Linked DNA regions of Homo sapiens: region 2 is linked to region 1. Evidence: chromatin contacts called from ENCODE Hi-C or POLR2A ChIA-PET data. All regions are on one chromosome and are shown on one strand. Each heading gives the region's core, a stretch centred on a gene start or an enhancer-like site at or near the end of the contact. The rest is flanking DNA. Distances are from core to core; before and after follow the strand shown.

Region 1 (7,106 bases), core at 1,655-4,154:
TTATTTTTTTTGAGACAGAGTTCCACTCTTGTTGCTCAGGCTGGAGTGCAATGGTGCGATCTCGGCTCACTGCAGCCTCTGCTTCCCGGATTCAAGCGATTCTCCTGCCTCAGCCTCCTGAGTAGCTGGGATTACAGTGCCCGCCACCATGCCTGGATAGTTTTCCTATTTTTAGTAGACACAGGGTTTCACCATGTTGGTCAGCTGGTCTCAAACTCCTGACCTTAGGCCATCCACCAGCCTCGGCCTCAGCCTCCCAAAGTGCTGGGATTACAGGCATGAGCCACTGCACGCAGCCCTAAGATTAATTTGTATGTGTTACTGGTGAACATTCCAAACTCACTTACTGGCTCTACGAGGGTCTTTGTGGCAATCATTGCTGTTGCTTTAGATGAGTGTTCTCTATATAGACAATCATGTAGTCTGTGAATAAGGAAGTTTTATCTCACCTGTAATCCCAGCACTTTGGGAGGCTGAAGTGGGAAGATCACCTGAACCCAGGAGTTCAAGACCAGCCTGGGCAACATAGTGAGACCCCCCCGTATCGACTAAAAATACAAAAATTAGTCGGGCTGGTGGCACATGTCTGCAATCCCAGCTACTCTGGAGGCTGAGGCACATGCTCTCTGGAAGGAGGTGCCTGGGTGTGGCTCACCCTCCTCTTTTTCCCTGCTACCTAAAAGGAGGTCCCCAGGTGAAGCTCACTCACAACTCAGAAAGTTCAGGTCACCTCTGTGAGGGCATATCTGCATACACTATTTGGACTCGGCTGGATGTGCATGCCTCTGGTCCCAGCTACTTGGGAGGCTGAGGTGGGACAACTGCCTGAGCCCAGGAGGTCCAGGCTGCAGCAAGGCAACAGCGCACCATTGCACTCCAGCCTTCTGAATGACAGAGGAAGATCCTGCCTCAAAGAACAAATATTTGGACTCCTCCTGCATGGTCAATTGTCTCCTCTCTCCCATCTATTTATTAATTCAGTCTTTTATTTTGGAAATGGGATATTACTAGGCCTTGACTCCTGGGCTCAACTGATGCTCCCACCTCAGCCTCTGAGTAGCTGAACTACAGGTCCCACTCTGCCCAGCTCATTCAGTCACTTATTACATCAGCAAAGACTCATCGATATTTCTTCAGCCCTGTGCATTATAATCCAATGCTACTTTATTCTGCTATTCAAGTTATTCCAGCCTCGCCCATTGGGACCCCTTGTCGCTGTGTCCCTTTGGCCCACAGTTGTGGGTTGTTTTTTTTGTTTTTTTGAGATGGAGTTTCACTCTTGCTGCCCAGGCTGGACTGCAATTGTGTGATCTCAGCTCACATCAACCTCCATCTCTCAGGTTCAAGGGATTCTCCTGCCTCAGCTTCCCCAGTAGCTGGGATTACAGACATGCGCCACCACACCTGGCTAATTTTGTATTTTTAGTAAAGACGGGGTTTCTCCACGTTGGTCAGACTGGTTTCCAACTCGCAAACCTCAAGTGATCCGCCCGCCTCTGCCTCCCAAAGTGCTGGGATTATAGGTGTGAGCCACCGCGCCCAGCCTGTGTTGTTTTTTAAATCATTTCCAGGCTCATGGTGTATACCTTCTGCGCCAGTCCTAGGTGAATTTCTCCTGGTTGGTGAGTTTTCATTGTTTACCTCTGCTCACACAGGGACTCGAGGAGGGAGACTAGGACTCAGAGTCCTCCTTCATCTTGTCACTTCTCTAAACAATTACTTTTTGTTGAAGACGCCATGTAAGCTGGAATTCAAAGCCATCTCTTTGAACAACTGTGTGAAATAATCGTGCTAAACTGTTATTCTCCTTTAATCGTTCCAACCAAGCACCCACGGGGGCCATTATTCCTCTCCTACAACTGCAAGGCAGTGCCTCACCAACTAGCTTTGTTCCTGAGGCAAGCGGCAGGAACCCCTCTGCTTTCCTCAGTGAGCAAGCGGCCCCTGACCCTGGCGAGTGAGTTTTCTCTTCACAGCCCCCTGTCCCTGCTGCCCACTGAGCCAGCCAGCCCGAGGGTGGAAAAGTCATTCTGGCTCTAAGCTTCCAGCACAGTCCGGGAGACCACACGGGTCCTGGGGAGGGTGGCTAAGCCCGAGGGGCTTTATAGGATGAGTCACAAGAAAGTCCATCTGGTGGGCCCTCCCTGACTCCCCTCCACTGTCCCCGGCTCACGGCGAGGAAGGCAAGGCTGGTGGGGGGGACAGGAAAGGGCTGGGGTCTCTCCCCACCTCCACTGCCAACGCCCTGCAGACCCCCAGGCCACAGCCTTTCCCGGGGCTCCCCCAAGGTATGGGAGGTGGGGCGGGTCCAGTTTACGCTGGTTTCAAAGAAGTGAGAGCGCCCCGCCGCCATGTCATGGAGGGTCCCGCGCCCCCACCCCTTGCCTGGGGTCGTGTGTGGGCAGCCGCAGAAAGCGCCCCGACGGCAGGAGCGGGGTTCCAGGCTGAGACCGGGCCTCGGCGGCGCCCCTTCCTGCCGGGAGTGGCGCATCCCAGGACCCACAGACAAACAGGGCCAGCCAGGGTCACCCGGAGCGCGAAGGCCGGCTATGGGCTTAGGGTGGGGTCTGGTCCCTACGGCCGGCCTAGGGGGAACGCGGGACAGGAGAAGGTCTGGGAAAAACCTGCTTCCGAGGCCTCGGCTTCGGGGCGTCCTCCTGAGCTGGCGCCAGCCCGCAGCGGGGCCGGGCAGGGACGCCGGCCTAACGGTGGGGACCGGCAGGGCCTGGGGGCAGGACGAGACAAGCACACAACCGACGGGGCGGGGCCAGGCGAGGGCACGGGGCCGAAGAAGCTTCTGCCAGGCCCGAGACCCGCACTTAGTTACCTGAGAAGGCGGGAAGGTGCGGCCGCGGGGTGAGCGGCGGACTGACCCAGCTCCAGCGCCTCTGCAGAGGCTTGCAATGGCGTCTCTCGGGCTCTGATTGGTCAGGCCTCCACACGTGAGCCTCTAGGAGCCAATCATGTCGGCCCACCTAGCATGCGCTGATTGGCTCAGGCTGGCCAGGGGCGGGCGCGGTCCTTCCACGGCCCGGTCCCCGCTCCCTTCCCCAGGCCCGGAGGCCCCGCCCGAGCGGCTCCGCTGGGGGCGGTTCTGCTGGAGAGGACGGATCTGCTGGGGAGATGGATATCCTGGAGGGGCGGATCTACTCGGGGGGCGGGTCTGCTGGGAAGGCCGGATCTGCTGTGAGGGGCGGGTCTTCTGGAGGGGCCGATCTGCTGAGGGGGCCGGATCTGCTGCCTGACAGGGCTTCCTGGCCTGGGGAGGAGGCCGTGTCTGGAGCTTGAAAGCCGGCCCCGCTGTGTTCAAGATACAGTCAAACGTTCAGAAGGAGGAGACTCCGGGGGCAGGGTGGTGCCCAGCCAGTGCATGGGGCCAGGGCCACGCTGGTGGCACCCAGGCAGCGCTGCCTCCTGGCTCTCGAATGGCTGTTCTCTGCCCAGAATGCTCTCCCACGGGACACGCGCCTCCCTCCGGGTCTGTGCACGTCACTCTGACAGAGAGGCCCCCTGACCACTCATGAAATAGTAACCCTAACCATTGCTCTCTGCTCCCTGTCCTGCTTGATTTTCCTCCAGGGCAAACACCGCCACTTCCATGTTTATCATCTGTCCTCCATCACTAGGAAAACCAGTTCCAGGAGGGAGGGACTAGTATTCCCAGCCCCTAGAACAGAGCAGCGCATATCACAGGGGCTCAGTAAACATCTGGGGAGGAGTGCCATTCCCAGGAGGCCTCAGACCCCGTCACCTGAGATGAGAGCTGGATCCCGGAGAAGCTCAGGTCTGACCCAGCATTCATTGCTGTAGGAAGGGCTCGTCTAGACTCCAAGGGAGCCGGGTGCGGTGGCTCACGCCTGAAATCCCAGCACTTCGGAAGGCCGAGGCGGGCGGATCACCAGGTCAGGAGATCCAGACCATCCTGGCTAACACGGTGAAACCCCGTCTCTACTAAAAATACAAAAAATTAGCCGGGCGTGGTGGCGGGTGCCTGTAGTCCCAGCTACTCGGGAGGCTGAGGCAGGAGAATGGTGTGAACTTGGGAGCGGAGCTTGCAGTGAGCCGAGATCGCACCACTGCACTCCATCCTGGGGGACAGAGAGAGACTCTGTCTCAAAAAAAAAAGACTCCAAGGGAAAGCTGCCTGGGTCGTGACCTGGCACGTCCAAGTCGCTGCTTAGGCTTGCAAGGGGGTCCAGACCAGGCTGTGGATGGGAAATGGGAGGCTGGGGGAGGATGGAGGCTGAGCAGTGGCTGGATGTTGGGGTGCCCTGTTGAGGGGCAGCTGGCAGCAGCCACGGACACAGGGGTGGGTGCAAAGACACTGAGTTTCTGTTCCAGGAGGAAGGGGGGCCAGCTGGCAGAGGAGAGATCACCCTGGGCAATTTGGTGGTGCCTGGGGTGCACACTTCCCCAGAGGCAGCAGGAGGAGGAGCTGGATACACCCTTCCCTGGGCTTGGAGGAGAGCACGTTCCCTCCCAGCTCCCACCTGGCATCCAGGAGGGCCCGGCCTGGGGTCAGGGCACATGGGGCCCTCCTGCCCTGGGACTGGGCAGCTCCCTGGGGCATTCCCAGCCAGCAGCATCAGGAAGGTTACAGGAGACCCAGACATGCTGCTCCCTAGAGAGGGCTCCTGACAAAGATTTTTTGTGTGGTCAAACTTTAGTTAACTTCCTGAATCTTCTGGTAGGCCCATTGGCCCACTTCCTTGTAAAATGCAGTTTTAGCAAAGAATCTGGCTAAGTCAGTTTAGCAACAAACCTTCATCCTGGAGATCTGATTGGGGTCCTCATGCTTCACCACCCTATGGGTCTGTCTGATTGCCCTGCCTGTCTCCAGCTAGAATCCAGTTAGATGGGTTTCATCAGAATCCCCCAACCCCTGATGTTCCTCAGTCATTTTCCATCCACTGAGCCCACCCTGCTCCTTGGCACCCATGGCAAGCCCTGTTGCATGGTCCCTGTACCTGTAGTGCTGGTCCTGAATAAAGCCTTCCTCACTCAGCTGTAACAAGTGTCACGGGACCATCTTTTCTTTTCTTTTTTCTTTTTTTTTTTTTGAGAGGGAGTCTCGCTCTGTCGCCCAGGCTGGAGTGCAGTGGTGTCATCTCGGCTCACTGCAACCTCTGACTCCCAGGTTCAAGGCGATTCTCCTGCCTCAGCCTCCCGAGTAGCTAGGACTACAGTTGCTTGCCACCTCACCCAGCTTTTTTTTTTTTTTTTTTGTAGTTTTAGTATTAATGGGGTTTCACCTTGTTAGCCAGAATAGTCTCCATCTCCTGACCTCGTGATCCGCTCACCTCGTCCTCCCAAAGTGCTGGGATGACAGGCGTGAGCCACCGCGCCCGGCCTGAACCACCGCACCTGGCCTGAACCACCGCACCTGGCCAGAATCATCTTTTAACAGCTTCCAAACTTGGAGGTCAAACAAGGACTTTCTGGGGAAGCAAGTGGCAGGCAGCAGCTAGGCGTGGGCTGCGCATCCAGCGGATTGAGTGTGGGCGGGACCGCCAGCAACCAGGCAGAGGGGCTGTTCTCTGGGTTGGGGTCAGGAACCTCTTCTGGCCTCAGCCCAGGTTGGCAGACATTTCCCTGCAGGGATCCGGGTCCAGGACTCAGGAGGAGGGACAGTCCCACGGGGGTGCTGGGGGGCAGGAATTCCTGGGTGGGCCGAGGTAAGGGCAGCACAGGGTGACCTGGGGCCCTGGGCCCGGTGGAGCTGAGGAGAGGGACAGGCCTGTGGTCGGGGGTCCTAGGTGGGAGGGAGAGCAGAGGGCAGATGCTTTGCGGGTGGAAGAACCACCCTGGGGGGCGGGAGACCCTGAAGGCGCAGGTTTGTGTTTAGATGGAGGTTGCGCTGGCTGGACGGCCTAGGGAAAATGGGTCTGACTGGATGGAGCTGAGTGAGAATGGTGGGAGGCCCTGCAGCCGCCGTGGAGAGAACATGCGCGGGGGAAAGCCCCGGTCCTCCGGCTGGCGAAATGGACCTCTGGAAGGAATGGCCACACGGTGTGAAATCACTGGTGTTTATTGGCTGTGATTCCATCCGGAGAGAACACACGCAGGGGCCCCGACATGCAGGAGGAGGCGCAGGCGCAGGACAGACGGACAGAGGACACCACGGTCTAAGCTAAGCTCGCGGCCCGGGGCGCCATGCGCTGGGAACGGGGTGCGCAGGTTCTACGAGAGGACGCCCTGTCTGCTCAGAGCTGGCTTTGTAAGGTGTGAAAACAGGAGTTTTTAAAAGACACGACCCGGGAGAAGTCAGTGAGAGGGCACAGGGCGAGCAGGACGGACAGCGACGTCCCCGCGGGCCGCGTCGCTGGGGCGCAGAGGGGCGCGGTGGTCTCTGCCCGGAGGGGCGTCGGTCGTTAGTATTGCAGTCTAACGTTATGGCTTCTCTAAAGCTATGTAAGGTCATGAAGGTCAATGCCAAGCCACGCCCTGGCCCGAAACACGTGGAGACTTGATGCATTTTTGATGTGGACGAAAGGGCCCGGGGGCGAGGCGGCGCCTGTCAAGATAAAACTCATTAAATGCAAAGACCTCATTTACCTGAGATTCAACAAATTGTGATGCAAATTAAACATGAATGGAGGAGAAACAGGGGCTCGGATGCCGCCCCGCAGGGCCACCAGGTGGATTAGGCCACACACGCGCCAGCTGCGCGCAGGGAACCCCGCAGGCCCCACCCGAGGAGCTGCCCACGGAGGAGGTGCTGGGCAGGGGCGCAGGGTCTCCAGCGTCCGGTGCCTCGGGCCTCTGCGGCTCCTGTGGAGGGTGCAGTGTTCAATGGCCGAGGGCAGGGGTCCTCCCCAGGGAGAAGCAGCAGCCGCGTGGGCGGAGAGGCTAGGAGGCCGGGCGGGGGGCGAGGACTTGGGAAGAGCGGGGTGACGGGGGTGGGGGCTGGGCGTCCCCCAAACCTATTGCTTTGTTTCCTTTAGTTTAGAAGTGAACACGGCCGTGGCGTTCGTAAGAAGCAAAACCTTCCAGAGAGGAGAGGAAAGGACGCGGACAGAGACGGATGGACAGGGGCGCGAGGGGGCCAGGCCGGGGGGCGGAGAGCGGCCGCGTGCGGACGCAAATACTCACGGCGGAGCGATCCG
Region 2 (7,106 bases), core at 1,606-4,105, 97 kb after region 1:
AGCCTACACACGCGCAGCTCCAGGATGGCCCAGGAACAGGCCCAGAGCCACCAAGCAGCAGTCACACAGCCCGCCACTCCCCCTGGGGCTCCCACGACCGGCCCACATGCAGGTGCTGCGGCACAGGGCACCTGTCCCTCCCCACCGAGCACAAGCGGTACCAACGTACTTGGCAAATTTCACAGTGGTGGCGTTCCGAGGCACAAACCCCGTGTGGAACTGAATCTGGAACATCTTCATGGATGCCATCTGCAAAGAGAGCAAACACGACACCCCACGTGGAGGGTGAATCCAGATCCTGGGGCCACAGGCCAATTTTTCCCAATGGGCGAGATCTGAGAGCGGCTCATGGTGCTGGAGGCATGGACGGCGCCCCCGTGCCACATGTTGTGGGGGAAGCGGGAGAGGGTCTGTGTGTGGCAGGTAACCCTGAGGAGAACGCATGGGCCCACAAGCTGCTTCACGGGACTGCCGTGGGGGCTGCCCCAAGTGGACCCTCAAACTCAGTCTCGATGGAAACGCCAGGCTTTTCAGGTTGAGATCCTGCCGCGTCAAGTGCACGGGGCAAGCAGGGGGCGCTGTGGGGCAGTCGCCACATGAGAGCCCACGGCACTCACCAAACAGCGAGCACCCTGGACCCTCGGTGAGAAGTGAGCGCACTGTGGCCCCCAGCCCCCCATGAGCCTAGGCGTGAGTGGGGAGCACCGGGCAAGCCACAGGCTCTCTCACCTTGGCCTGCAGCCGGCCGCCCAGAGTGGACCGGGCGTGATAGATGACGATGAGCACGTCTCCTTGCACCGTGACGCCCAGGGGAATCACCGCTTTGCCATCTTCAATCTTAAAGTCCCTAAGGACAGAATGACAAGAGAAAAATTTTAAAAACCCCCAAAACCAACCAAACAAAAACAACAAAAAACAGAATGAGAAATTGTCCACTTAGCTAAAATGTGTAATAACCAATAAAGAATAACCCCCATGAAGAGCCTCACAAGAATTCTAAAGTCTCCTGGGCACTCGGATCCCTGTGACCTCCTGCTGCTGACCAGGATCCCATTCTCAAGTCTCCTGGACACTCGGATCCCTGTGACCTCCTGCTGCTGACCAGGATCCCAAGTGACCTGCCACAGACGCCACAGTTCCAAACACGTCCGCCTCAGCAAGCGCCTGTCCCCGGCAAGGCCAGGGTTCCTCTTTAACGGTTTTCCGGAGGGGTGAGGAGGAGGGAGCACAGCGTGGGGCTGCAGCTGCACTCACCGCATCTTGTCGTACTCCTGGGAGGTGCTGGCCACACGCTCGTCCCCCACGTAGACCTCGCAGAAGGGCCTGCAGCCGCTCCTCTGCTTGCTGAACAGCGGCACGGGTGTCATGACCACGGCCCTCACCAGGATGGGCTTGCTGTGGGGTGTGATGGGCTCCTCCGCCACCATGTCACACATGTACTCGATGTACCTGGGGGCAGACGTGCCGCGTCACCACGTGACGTGCCCTGAGAGGGGACCACACAGCTGATTTTGTCTTTCGAATAGAAGTTTTTCATGCTAGAAATTTCCCTTGTAGCAATGTTTTAGTTGCTCCTAACAAATCTGATGTTATAATTTTCATTTAGTTATATATATATGTGTGTGTGTATACATATATGTATTTTTAAGACAGAGTCTTAAAAATACGCCCTAGTTGAAGATATTTTTAAATTTCTCGTGATACTCCCACTTTTACTCATGGGTTATTTAGAAGTTGCTTAATTTTGAGGCCAGGCGCGGTGGCTCACGCCTGTAATCCTAGCACTTTGGGAGGCCAAGGCAGGTGGATCACAAGGTCAGGAGTTTGAGACCAGCCTGGGCAACACGGTGAAACCCTCTCTCTACTAAAAATGCAAAAATCAGCCGGACTTGGTGGTGTGCACCTGTAATCCCAGCTACTCGGGAGGGCTAAGGCAGGAGAACTGCTTAAACCTGGGAGGTGGAGATTTAGAGAGTTTTCCAGATATTCTTCTGGTATTGATTTCAATTTTTATTCCACTGTGGCCTGACAGCATAGTTTGTCTGATTTCAAATTTTAAAAATGTATTGAGGTGTGTTTATAGCCCCAAATCTGATCTTTCTCCTTGCATATTCCATGTGCATTTGAAAGAAATAAATGTGTGTTTTTCTATTGTTGGGTGGAACGTCCTAGAACGCTCTACAGCTGTGTCAGCCTTCATGGGTTGGCACATTCGGTTCTTCTATATCCCTGCTGGTGGTCTGTCTACTTGTTCTACGGATTACTGAGACGAAAATATTGAGGTCTACCCTACAAATGAGTTGTCTGGTTCTCCTTTCAATTTGATCAGTTTTTGCCTGATGGATGTGGAATGGAATCTGTTTTCTCTGACCTTGGTAGCACAGCTCTGGCTTTCCCGTGGCTGGCGTTCCCGTGGTGCCTCTGTGGAGCATAAACCCCCCAGAGTCTGCCTCCCACCTCGTGGCACCCATGCCCTGCAGGAGGCCCTCTCCCGGAGCTTGTGCGGGCCAGGCAGGTGACACCACTTCTATGGTGACGGTGCAGACCCCATCTTCCCAGCCACAGGACACTGTGGCCCAGCTCAGTCAGCAGGGAGCCAGGACAGCCGGTCCTTCAGCCACAACAAATAAATCCTGCCAACAGCCCGAGTGGCCAAGGAAGCAGATTCAGAAATGAAAGAGAAATCGGCTTTCTCAGAGTCAGTGCGGCCAACACCTTGAACGGAGGAGAGGGCCCAGCTAAGCCTCAAGGTCCAGGGAGACCACGAGAGAATGGATGTGTGTGGTTCTAAGCCCGAGTGTGTTGTGTCGGGTCATGTAGCAATGACTAGTACGCTCTTCCCCCACCATCCTGTTCTGAACCCACCTCTGCCTCCGTGCTGAAAGAGGACTTCCTGCAGTGTATGGCCGAGCTGTGCGTTTCTGTCCCATATGGCAATGCCTGTCTTTTAAACAAAACCACTCATGTTCAGCCTGAACACTGATGTGGCTGGATTAAAATCTACCATCTTGCTGGCTGTTTCCTACTTGTTTGATCTGTTCTTGGTTTCTTTTTTCTTCTTTTCGCCTTCTCTTGACAAGGTTTATGTTTTCCTTTTACTTCCTGTTGACTTCTTAATTACAGCACCGAAGAAAAACCCTTACTGTTTGTTCTAGGCTTTCTGACGAGAACCTTGCGGCTGACATCTTTCTTTTTGTACCTGATGCATCTTCTTCTGGCCACCTCCAACACTTCCTCTGTGCTCGGTTTGCAGGAGTTCTGACCGGTATGCACCCGAGTGGGTTTTCATGTGTTCATCTTGCTTTCATCCTGCTTGGTGACCTCTGAGCTTCTTGAACCTGTGGACTGGTATCTGTTACTCATTCTGGGAAATTCTCAGCCATGATTTCTTCACTGCTCCCGCTTCCCTCTTCCCTTTCTGGGCTCCACGTGTGTGTGCCCCTGCCTGAGGTGGAGGCAGCTCTTGGGTGCTTGTTCTACCCCACGCTTTCTCTCTGTGATTCAGTTTCAGTATCTCTCGACCTGGCTCCAAAGGCCACTGACTCAGCCTCAGCGATGTCGAAGGCGTTCTCATTTCGGGGATTTCCATTTGCTTATTTCCTGGCATTTCCACGGCTCTGAAGAGTGGCCCACTGGACCGCGCACCTGCCTGAGGGTCCTCTTTCCACAGCTCTGACGAATGCCCCACTGGACCATGCACCCTGCATGAGGGTCCTCTTTCCACAGCTCTGACATGTGGACCACTGGACCACGCACCCTGCATGAGGGTCCTCTTTCCATGGCTCTGACATGTGGACCACTGGACCATGCACCCTGCATGAGGGTCCTCTCTCCACAGCTCTGACGAACGCCCCACTGGACCGTGCACCCTGCATGAGGGTCCTCTCTCCACAGCTCTGACATGTGGATCACTGGACCACGCACCCTGCATGAGGGTCCTCTTTCCACGGCTCTGACGAATGCCCCACTGGACCGTGCACTCTGCATGAGCGTCCTCAGCACATCAATTAGTTACTTCAGTTTCCCCCAGAGTCACAGAGTGCAGCTCTTTCTCTCGTCTCCTCCATCTGGAGGCAGAAGAAAGGGTCTCGGCCAGGTCTGGGCCTCCCTTATAGTAGCTGCGCCCCCTTGCCCGGCCCTCACTCTCCCATCTGTCCTGTGGGTGCCCACAGAGACTGTGCCTTCCAGAGGGCAAGGACCCTTCCAGTCCTGCAACCCTGAAGGCTTCACTCGCCCACTGAGACACCTGGCCTCCACCGGTTGGACTCTTTCTGGCCTCCTTCTCTTCTGGGGTCCAGTTACGTCCACCCCAGACAGCACACACACACCTCCTCCCACAGGCACCTGACTCTCCTTAGATTCTGGGCCAGTGATGTGAAAAGGCCATGAACTTGAAGCTGGTCCAGCTAGCTGCCCGGTGGGAGCAGCACTCTGCACATCTCTCTGCTCCTCCAAGGAAGGAGCTGTGGGATTTGGGGGTCATGGAAGCCCAGCCACATGCCACAGGGAAAGAGACTCCCTGGTTCTCAGACGCCCCCTGCTGAACAGGCCCCACCGCACCTGGCCTGGGGGTGCCAATGGCTTTCAGCTCAATGTGTGGAGGGGCTCCCAACTTTGCACTCCTCTTGCCGGGGGTCACACAGAAGACAAAGCTGGATGGGGCGGCAATGATCTCCTCCCCCCAAGGCTGTGAGCAAACGAGGTGGGGCCCTCCCTGGGGATCCACAGCAGCAGGAATGGCCTCCTGACCCTCGCCCCGTCCACAGGCTGTGCGCCCCATCCAGAGGGGATAAAGAATGGGGAGTCCCCTGACGCTTGGGTCCCTCCTCTTCCCTCCCGCCACGGTGGGGCCACGGGGCCGGCCTTTGCTCCTGGGCCCTAACCCTTGGGGCCTCTGTGGTCCAGGTCAAGACCTGCTCTTTCAGAGGCTAGGAGGCTGCTCCAGCCTCACCAGGTCCTCATGGAGACCAAGGCCAGGGGAGGCTTTCTGCTGGGGTGGACTCCTCGGGCGTGGACACCTGCAGCCCCGAGAAACAGGGAGAGCCCTAAACACGCTGTGACCACACTCCCGTTTGAGAAACAGCCTCCTCCACACGGCCAGGGAGAGCCTGCTGCGCGCTGAGGTGGAGCGGCACAGAAGCCTGTATTTGGCAGGGCCCTAAACACGCTGTGACTGTACTCATGTCTGAGCAGCGTCAGGTGCTCCACACGGCACCTGTGTCAGGTGCTCCACACGGCATTTTCACGTGCATTATCCACCAGAGCCCACCACATACATGGCATTTGTCAGAGAACCTAGGATCCATGCACAAGCTGGGCAGGTGCTGCCCCACAGCAGTCAGGACTACCGCGGCTGAGGGCCCATCCTCCCCGGGCTCTGCGGCCGTAAGCCCAGGGCTCAGCCATGGCTCCGCGAGGCCGGGCCTGCCTTTCCCACCAGCGCCTGCAGCGGCACCGACTGGCCCTCCAGGAGACACCACAGCGGGGGCGGCAGTGCCACACGGGCCCACAGAGCTGTCCCCTGTCCCCGGAGGGCCACGCAGTACCTTTTGTGGGATGGCCAGATGCCTGGTGGGCAGCGCTTCATGCTGAACATGTACACGGCGGCCTCCGCGGTGCTGAAGAGACGGCAGAAGCACAGGAAGGAGCAGACGGCCACAGCAGACGCGGCTCTCCCGTCCTAGGACAGACAGACACGTCTCGCGTGCGCCTCGCACTCATGCAGGACAAGGGCTCGCGGGGTCCTCGGGCATCCTACCCACCCTGTGGCTGCAGGGACGCAGGGCTGTTCCTCTCTGAAGCTGGGATATGTTTAGGGAGCTACATAACGTGCCTGCCGAGGCAAGAATGGAGCCCAACAGAGACTGAAGGTTCCCTAACGAAGAACAGGGCTAGGGCCACTCCAACAGGCTCTGCTGGTGCCCCGTACCCCGCAAAAGACCCCTCATGGAAACCTCAACTCCATCACCCACAGTGGCAGCTGCCACACCCTGGGAGGCTCAAGCACCACTAAGCCTCGAGCTGCAGATCGGGAAACTGGAAGTGACTCTTAGGTGGCCACCGAGCAGGAGGGGAGGTGGGCTCCCCACACAGCGGAGTGGCCTCCACACGGGCATGCAGGTCAAGGCCAGGAAGGGCCACATGGGGAGGGAAGGGCGGGGCCATCTGTCATCTGTCCCCTCCAGACCCAAAGACACCAAGCACAGGGACTTTCTTCCGTGTCCCAGGGTGAAGAACAGGCCCCAGCTCATGACTGGCGCTCAGATCCTGTTGAACTATGCATGAAATAATGAACTTTGACAGAAGACGGCGCCAGCCCACGGCCCTCGAGCTCACCATGCAGTGCACGACGCAGACGTTCTTGTGGTCCTGCCGCAGCCAGGCGTGCATGTTCCTGCAGATGTTGTACAGGGTGTGCAGGTGTGGGGCCCGCCGTGCTGCCCAGCCACACTCGGAGACCTGTGGGGACAGGGCACGGTGGCACGGACGGCAGAGGAGCCCCGCCCCAGCCTTGGTCAGCTAGGAGGGACAGCCTGCCTGCAGTGCGGGGGCCTCCGCCAGCTGGTGTCATGAACAGGCGTCCACCTGCGCGAGACCTGAGCACCAGGGCTGCCACTGGCCTTGCAGACAGAGCTCAGTCAGCTGTTCCTGGGCTTTGGGTCCCTTTGCATACTGACAAGTGTCGTGTCTGGAAGGAATGCCTCGGCCTCGAGCACCCTCTGGCTGGTGGGAAGCAGTGAGGAGCTGGGGCCTCCAGAGTTCCCGGCAAGCGGCATCCTCAGAGCAACAGAGACCCCACCTCGCCCCCTCCTGTCCCACGCTCTGCAGCCCCTCAGGAGACCTCCGGCCGCCCCCATCACAGCCCCACCCTGGCCAAAGCCCTCAGCTATGCCCCTGCACTGGAGCGGAAGGAAGCTCCAGAGTGGCACCAAGACAAAGCCTGTGGCCACACACCCGGTTGTGGAACCTGGAGGGCCGGTAGGTCCTCGGGGACAGGTTGTAGACGGCATAGTGCCCTGGGTGCTTGGAGTCCAGGAACAACCGCACATCTTCGATGTTGTTTTTGAGCGCTGACTCCACACCTTCTGCTGGGAATGACATCACTG

Evidence for each region. Hi-C counts contacts between places; a loop is a spot of excess contacts on that map. ChIA-PET counts read pairs that join two places held with the same protein, here RNA polymerase II (POLR2A). Pooled maps may share reads with other maps.
Region 2: a loop to region 1 is called in a map of naive thymus-derived CD4-positive, alpha-beta T cell, with 8 times the contacts of the local background. The contact joins the enhancer-like site here to the promoter of PCGF3-AS1 in region 1. A Hi-C loop is called at or near these places in 3 of 168 maps with a recorded cell type or tissue (CD4-positive, alpha-beta memory T cell and naive thymus-derived CD4-positive, alpha-beta T cell), 1 of 37 single-sample maps with no recorded cell type and 12 of 50 pooled maps. POLR2A ChIA-PET finds 5 or more read pairs at or near these places in 10 of 52 experiments (BJ, CD4-positive, alpha-beta T cell, CD4-positive, alpha-beta memory T cell and 4 more).

The regions. Positions count from the first base shown.
Region 1 is chr4:778,945-786,050 of GRCh38, forward strand. It overlaps PCGF3-AS1 (PCGF3 antisense RNA 1), which reads right to left and starts at 2,905. Exons shown (of 3, transcript NR_171661.1): 1 at 2,828-2,905. LOC124900163 (chloride intracellular channel protein 6-like) reads right to left here and starts at 2,904. Exons shown (of 2, transcript XM_047416474.1): 1 at 2,828-2,904. It overlaps CPLX1 (complexin 1), which reads right to left. Exons shown (of 4, transcript NM_006651.4): 4 at 6,013-7,106. RefSeq lists enhancers at 2,020-2,737, 2,738-3,454, 3,455-4,172, 6,167-7,038 and silencers at 2,664-2,743, 2,844-3,193.
Region 2 is chr4:876,361-883,466 of GRCh38, forward strand. GAK (cyclin G associated kinase) reads right to left here. Exons shown (of 28, transcript NM_005255.4): 13 at 6,955-7,103; 14 at 6,337-6,459; 15 at 5,547-5,680; 16 at 1,255-1,449; 17 at 730-847; 18 at 170-249. Among named protein-coding and RNA genes, the nearest start is that of GAK, 52 kb to the right of the region's middle. RefSeq lists enhancers at 2,809-4,008, 3,638-3,687. Within about 2 kb of position 2,856, at least 4 of the 41 ENCODE cell types and tissues checked have a DNase peak (open chromatin) inside an H3K27ac peak, as active enhancers do; they include CD4-positive, alpha-beta T cell, where a contact is called at or near this core.